Linked DNA regions of Homo sapiens: region 1 is linked to region 2. Evidence: chromatin contacts called from ENCODE Hi-C data. All regions are on one chromosome and are shown on one strand. The core of a region is the stretch at or near the end of the contact, and the rest is flanking DNA. Distances in the headings are between cores, read along the strand shown. Region 1 has its middle 810 kb from the start of LINC01966. Region 2 has its middle 710 kb from the start of LINC01966.

What was found. Hi-C counts contacts between places; a loop is a spot of excess contacts on that map. Pooled maps may share reads with other maps.
Region 1: a loop to region 2 is called in a map of PC-9, with 7 times the contacts of the local background. The contact joins two enhancer-like sites. A Hi-C loop is called at or near these places in 1 of 168 maps with a recorded cell type or tissue (PC-9), 3 of 37 single-sample maps with no recorded cell type and 3 of 50 pooled maps.

The regions. Positions count from the first base shown.
Region 1 is chr2:145,691,925-145,695,789 of GRCh38, reverse strand. No RefSeq gene overlaps it. Among named protein-coding and RNA genes, the nearest start is that of LINC01966, 810 kb to the right of the region's middle. Within about 2 kb of position 2,454, at least 4 of the 41 ENCODE cell types and tissues checked have a DNase peak (open chromatin) inside an H3K27ac peak, as active enhancers do.
Region 2 is chr2:145,592,166-145,595,964 of GRCh38, reverse strand. No RefSeq gene overlaps it. Among named protein-coding and RNA genes, the nearest start is that of LINC01966, 710 kb to the right of the region's middle. Within about 2 kb of position 1,929, at least 2 of the 41 ENCODE cell types and tissues checked have a DNase peak (open chromatin) inside an H3K27ac peak, as active enhancers do.

The DNA.
Region 1 (3,865 bases), core at 1,205-3,704, 99 kb before region 2:
TCATGCACTGGAAGAATAAAGACTGTTAAGGTATCAACTCTCTCCAATCAATGCACTGAAAGAATAACTGTTGTTAAGATGCCAGCTGTCTCCAAGTTAGTCTACTGATTCAATGCAATCTCAATAAAAGTCCCCACAGAAATTTTGTGTCTTTGTCTGTTCTAAAGGCAAAGAACATAGAACAGCCCAAACAATTTCAAAAAGAAGAATGAATTTGGAGAACTTGTACATTCTGGTGTATAAACTTAACTGAAAAGCTAAGGTAATCAAGATAGCATAATATTGGCAATAGATATTAATCAGTTACAGAGTATCTGTAGGGTCTATTGATTTCTGACAATGATGCCAAGGTAGCTCAATGGAGGGAACATGGTCTTCTAAAAAACATGATGCTGGAACCTGGCTATTTATCCACATGGAATAAAGTATCTCTCAACAGACCCCGACCCAACCACACACACACACATACACACACACACACACACACACACACATACAAACCAAAATAGATCAAATAATAACGTAAAAGCTAAAATTATAAAACTTTGGTAGAAATGTGAAAAAATATTTTAACAACATTAGGATAAGCAAATATTTACTTAATAAATATTTATTTAATAGTAAAATCACTAACCATTAATGAAGAAATGATAATTTGTCGTAAACATACAGTGGAATACAATGGAATTCCTTGGAACTCGGGGAAAAGAAAGACAACAGTACAGATCATAACATGGATGAAACTTAAAACCTCTATGCTGAGTGAAATTAGCCAGACACTAAAAATTATATGTCGTATATGCTCAAGTCTAAATGAAACAAGAATCATATGGTGACAGAAAGCAAATTAGTGGTTTTCTGGGTCAGTTGGGAGAAAGGGGTTGTCTAGTTTAGGACACAAAGAAACTTTGGGGGATGTTGGAAAGATTCTATATGGATTGTGGTGTGGTTCTACGTGCACACGTTTTCAATAGTTTAAAATAGGTACATTTTGTTGAAGGCATATTATACTTCAATAGGGTTGATTTTAAAAATTAAGCACATACTGGGTTATAAAGAAAGTCTTTACTAAATTTGTGACTTAGTATCTTTCTGTCTGCCCTCAACAATTAAACAATTTCTCTGATCCTAAGTTTCCCAAGTCCTTATCAGTTTCATTAAGATGAAAAGCAATAATGTGTAATGCATGTGAAAAGGGCACAATAAATGTTTATTTGTTTTACTCATCCTATTTCCCACTTATAGAAATATTCTAGTAACTTATAGAAATATTATAATTGAAAAATTGTGGCTTCTTTACTTTTGTTATGCTTTTCTAATAAATTTTACCATTCATTTTGTTACAACTCTGCCCCTAGGTCATTAGACCACAGTGTGTGCTATCATTGTTAAAATATAGAGTTGCCGTCTTTCATTCAGAGAGTACCTACGTAATCTGCCAGTTCTATCAGCTAAACAATATTTTATATAAGAAGCAGACATTTGCTGAATTGATTTAAATTTTGGTACTCGTATTCTAAATTGTCTAGTCATTTTTTATTTTAAAACTTTTTATTAAATATATGCTATACATCATCGTAAATTTTCTGTAGTGATAGAAAAATGGAAAAGACAGATCACAGCATCATGTAACTAACATCTCAAAAAAAGTATTGAAGATATAACTAAGAAAACTGAGCAGGAGAATTTTCATGGGAGCATAGTTGTTTAAATATTTTCTGGATGGTAATTAACTTATCATCTGGTTGCTTCAGATATTTTTTATACCTTTGACTTAGTAAAAGCAGTGATCAATTTATTAGAGGAAAAAAATCTGTTGAATTTAGTAGTATTTTCCAAGTATATATATAAGAAGTAAAAATAAAATCTTGGAGATCATTGCATGCATTATCAGTTTTCTGACTTATTACAAATCCAAGTTAGTCTTGTTTGGTTCTACTTAAATCAGATATTGTTTCTAAAACTAATAAATATCAGAACTAGTGGCCAGATCTAGAAACTTCCTCCCTTAAACCTATTCAAGTTAGTCAAACATAGTCAAGCATAGTCTTCCCAAATCACCTTGAGAAAATCTGTTCACCAAAAATCAGATGTCTGGTCATATCAGATGTCAATTATTTTACTTACTTTCCAGGAGGAAATACATCATCAACGACAACGAAAGGATCTGTGATTGTAAAAGTTATTCCTTTTACAAATATTTAGATTTCTAGTTTTAATCTATTTAAATTTCATATTTTAAAAATTGATTTGTTTTACCATATTTCAAAAAAAAATTCAAAGTTGCTGCATGTGAATTTTAAAACCTGTGACTTCTCAGATGAGTTCATGTTTACCAGCAGGGCTCACCCATAAAGGCCGGCTGAATATCCAGTGTACTTTCCCTTCACTGTGGTCAGTGAATCAGCAAGTGTTACAGGAGTTCAGCGTGAAATGCCAGGTGCTATTTCAACAGTCCTTCTTTCACAATGCTTAGGGTGGGGTCACTCTGGTAGACCCTGATAAGGTTACTGGAACTGAGTTCCTGGGGTGGTCAAGTTAACATCCTCTAAGCTCATGCTCTCTGAATGTAGAAGGTAGTCACAGAGACCTGGTTCCCTTTTTTGGGCTAAAGGCTACTCAACCGCAAGCTGCTTATTAAACTCTGTCTGGAAAATATTATTCACTGAAATCATGTCTCAATAGCACAGAGTTTAATTTTGTAATTAACCAAACCATCTGTCATTGCAAGGCTCTCTTAAGGGCATCCAAATGGGAGAACTTATAGAACCTTGCATGGTGAGTGGTAGTGAATGGCTGTGAGAAGGAAATGGTATGAATTTCAAATGATAGCTACAAATAGATTGTCAACTTATGAACTCAGAACAAACTACTTTCCTAAAGAGATGCTCCTGCATCTTTCCATAAACAGATTATTGCCCTTTTCATAAAATATTTAGCTCTTTGCTTTATAAAGTAAAGTTCATATGAACATAAATGTTGCTGCAAAAGACCGTCCATCTGTGTTTTTGCTGTGTGTGAATAATAGCAACATTTCCTTGAAAACTTAAGAATACTTACTAAATAATCAACGAGTATTAATCAGTTATATAATTTATTCTTCCTTCTAGATTTCGAGGCTTTCTGTCTTGCTGCATTAAACATCCATAGATATTTACATTACATGCAAATCAAAGATATCAAGAAATAAGATCTCTAGAGGTGATAAAACATTATTTGTTGGGCATGCCTTGAATCAGGTTTGAATTAGGTTTACTTATTTAATGATACATATTTGGGTCTGGCATCATCCAAACAGCTCTGAACTAATAGCCCAGACAGGATCTTAATGACAATTTTTTACTTTGGTGGTTTTGTTTTTGCATGTACATTTAAAAAGTATCAGAAAATTTGTACAAATTTAAAAATTAAATATTTTGAAACCTTAAAATCAAATATAGATACAGCTATATCTTTATACTTGTAATATATTTACTAAATAAGGTGAAGTCACAAGGATGGGAAATTATTCTGAGTAATTCAATTTACACAATTCTTTTCACCTTTTAGTAGTTTATATGATTAAATTTTGATACTATGTAGTCCACAGGAGGAATGAATAAATGCCAGAAAAGTAATGGTGATAGATACAAATTGATTGTTAGACTTCCTCAATACCTTGGCCCATTGATATTTAAAGTTTTAATTAATAGCTGAATAGGTGCTTTAATGGTCAAGTAGGATATTTGGTTCTCAATAACCTATAACATCTCAAAGTTAATATTGAAATGCCACTTACACACGTCCTTTCCTCTAGTGGTGAGGATGGACAGGAAAAAGCAGTTCTAGACCCTGAAAAAGTTGGTTTGTATGGGTTAGCTATTTT
Region 2 (3,799 bases), core at 680-3,179:
AGCTTCCCATGCTGCGTATTTTTAAAAAATTAGTATTATAAGAAAGGAGCACGGTGGATAGTATAATAGAAAGAACATTGTCTCGAGTCTCAGGAGGCCAAAGTCTAGTCCTGATTCAGTTTGTCAGTGAGTTTGTGGTGCTGGGCAATATAATTACACCTTTTGGAGTTTCAGTATCCTTGAGTAGAAAAAAGAATTTAGGGTGTCTAAGATCCTATTTCAGGAGCCCATATTTTTACACATCTAGGATTCATTCATCAAATGATCTTTATAAACCCCTAAGAACATTAACTTGTTCTCTTGGCATTTGCCTCTTCCACCAAGCCAATTGCCTTAGGGTAGTGAGATAGCAAGGAGGGATGGAGAGACTGGTTGTTCAAGGGTTCTAGGCCAGTGGTTTCCAGATATTGGAGATTTAATGTTCTGTATTCTAGCGGGCACACACTGGATGCTCTCCACATGATGCTGAGTCATTCTAGACTGTGGGAAGAAGCAAACTGAATGAAGGGTAAAAATACCAGACTGGGAAAAAGGAGTCCAGCCCTATAGTTCTTACGGCAGTAAGATTTACAGCAAGGAAACCAGGCATCAGAATGGGCACAGATAACAGTCACGATGTCCAGAACCTAGTGAATTAAATCCAGGTACAGAAGCAAAGGAAAATGAAGCCAGCAGTTGCCACAAGTCACAATAAAATGACTGAGAGGTATGATGGATCAAGAATAACTTAGCCTCGACTGGATACTGAGTTGAACTTGTCTCAGGTCTTACATTTTTATATATTTTCAGTTAGCATTCGAGGTTCAGACTAAATACTCAAGTCTCTTAGGCCAGTAATCTAAAGCAATGGCTAACTTTGCAGACTGTGCATAGGGAAACACAGCAGCTTTCAATAGGCTGGCCCTGACAAGCTATGTTTTACTGTATGTTCTTAGCCCTGTTTTGAGCCAAGCATGTCTTTAACTTAAGCAGAGAAAGTGTAGATTACATAACCACAGATTGTTGGAAAGACTCTTATACATCAAAATTTTTATCTTAAATCAAATTCCTTCATTTTCAGTGATTTCTTCATTTCTTAGGCTATGTTCCTTTCTAAAAACATGAATATACATGGGATAAGCAGTCATATCGTAGCACCTTAATATGACTGATTTGATTAGATTGCTCTCCTGGGAAGACAGCATGAGAGTGCCTGATGTTTGGGAAAAGAGTGTGATAACTAGGAAAAAAATGGAATGGAAGTGGGGTTCAAGGGAATGCATTTCCAAAAGCAAAATCTTCTCACTTCATACTTTTTTCAATCTGCATAAAAATAATCAAAAGTGATTTAGATTCTAAAATGTAAAATTGAACACCTAGGGACTTTAGATCTAATTTGATTCCAAGGTATATACAGAGCCTGCCTGTGAGGCCTTGGACTCTAGAGGGCCCAATAGTTCCTTTTACTAGTCAAGAGGAAAGCCAAACATATTCTTCCCTTAGTCTAATTCCTTTGTTCTGGAGCAGCTCTCTGGGATCCTTGGAAGAAAGGTGCTATGTAAACCATGAGGGTGTGGACTTGGATGGCTAGGGTGGGAGCCTGTGAGGTCTTGGATGGGGACATGCTTTCTCCATGTGCATTCAATTTATGATTTTTTTCACTTCTGGAACCCACTCAGGAAGCTGCTGGTGTATGTTATAAGTCTGGAAAAGCACATGCACGAAATAAATAAATAAATAAATAAATAGCCAGCATCTGCCATAGAAGCATACTGCTTCCTTAGAAATGAGTCAGTGTAAGCTGGGCTCATAGAAATAACTGATAGGCCCCAACTTTCTGGCATGATTCATCATCTCCCTTAGACTTGCTGTCAGCGGGATGAGCAGGAGAATATGAGAGAAGGAAGGAAAAGAACATTCACCCTCCTGGGTGGGACTTGTGTGATATGTTGAAAGCTCTCCTAGCTGAGGAGGGACAATTACTTCTTTATTTCACAGCATCAGGTTTGCTGGCCCCAAGATTGGATAGTTGTGGGTCACCCTTTTATTTACTTAGTACTTTGCTGAACTAAATATTCCTTAAATCTCTGGCTAGAGATTCTTATCTAGAACTGAAAATATTTACTCACTTATCCTGTAGAGTTGCTTGTGTGATTTAGATGAAATGAACATGAATTAGTTTGTATTTTTATTGTGGTGGTTACTAAAGAGTTCAGTCAACGATGAAAACAGAAAAAGCAGAATGCCACATGATATTATCAAACATCAGAAAAGGAGAGAATACTTTTATAAATGTCATTTCTTTCTACAATTAAATGATACACAAAGAGATAGATGTTGCATGTTGATTTATTTAATAGCAGGATTTCCACTAGATGGTATCTTGAAGTTTGAGTCATACTACTAATATTTGTAGAAAGTAAATATAATTAGAAATATAGAGAAGTGAGAAAAGAAGTATTTTAAGGCCTGTGCTTCTTTTTTAGGTTTATGTTTCTTTAATTTGCAATTTTCACTCTTCGTATGAAAGGCCTCATGCAGAAAGTACACAAAAAGTCCCTCTTCTACCAAATTTAGAGAAATAAGATATAAAATAGAAAAGAGTTAATGATGTTGACAGGGAAGAAAGCAATGTATGGTCCACTGGTTTTGGTCAAATTGTAGCTAACACCACAAATAAGTTGACTGATTTTTTTTTCTTTTGTGGAGAAACCTTAAATGCATTAAGAAGTAAAATACTAAAAATGGCTAAATTACAGAGAAATTGTAGATAGCGACACAAAATAAAAAGATGTACTGGGTATCTCACTGAGTTCAGAGAGACATCTCCACTTAGAGTGGTTAGAAATCTATCCTGCCTTAGATCACACTGTAATCCAAATGCGTTTTTACATTTTCCATACTTTTAGAACATTTCTTCCCTTGTACTTTCTAACCCCAAATCCCAGGCCTCAGTCTAAAAGCCAGTTTGTGCCTAATCATTGGCAATAGAGAACTAGTACAGAAGCCAGTTATTCTGAGTGAAGACTATGTGAGCTGCCATCAGCCTCTTCTCTAATACCAGCAATGTTTTCCTTGGAGCATTTCTGTAAGTTAGTGTTTCTGGAAAGTTTGTCCTTCAGACTACCAGACTCAGAATCTTCTCAGGTGCCTACAAAAATGCAGATTCCCAATGCCCAACTCAGAGCTTCCCATTCAGATTTGTCTCGGGGATCTACAACTTTTCAGGCGTCAGAGGCAGTTTTATGCACAGCCAAATTTGAGAACCTCTGCTAAACCAGCAGTAAGATATTTCCAGAGTATGTCTTCAACTATGTTTCCATTCTCAGAGAAGTAACTCTAATGATCACATCTAAGGTAGAGAAATCCCTTTGTTATAACATTTCCCTTGCTGTGAAGCAACCCTGATGAGGCTGCCTTTTGGGAATGAAAGGAGTCTGACTGAGAGGAAATGCCACTGGATTTCCAGACCTATAGAATAAAGCATCTGAAGGAGAAACACCACAAGGAAAAGCAAACTTTCAGAGCTTGTCACCAACATGTATTATTGATCCTAGAAAGCTTATGCCCTAGGAGTAGGGGACCAACTTTTTATGTAAAGATACAGATAGTAAACTACTTTAGGCTTTGTGGGCCATTTGATCACGGCCACAGTTATTCAGTTTTTGCAAAAGCAGCCATGTATGATATGTAAACATATGGGTATAGCTGTGTTCTAATGAAACTCTACTGACAGTAAAATTTGAATTTTGTAAAATGTTTACATACAACAAATTACTCATCCTTTTTTGATTTTTGAAGTAATTAAAAAATGTAAAGA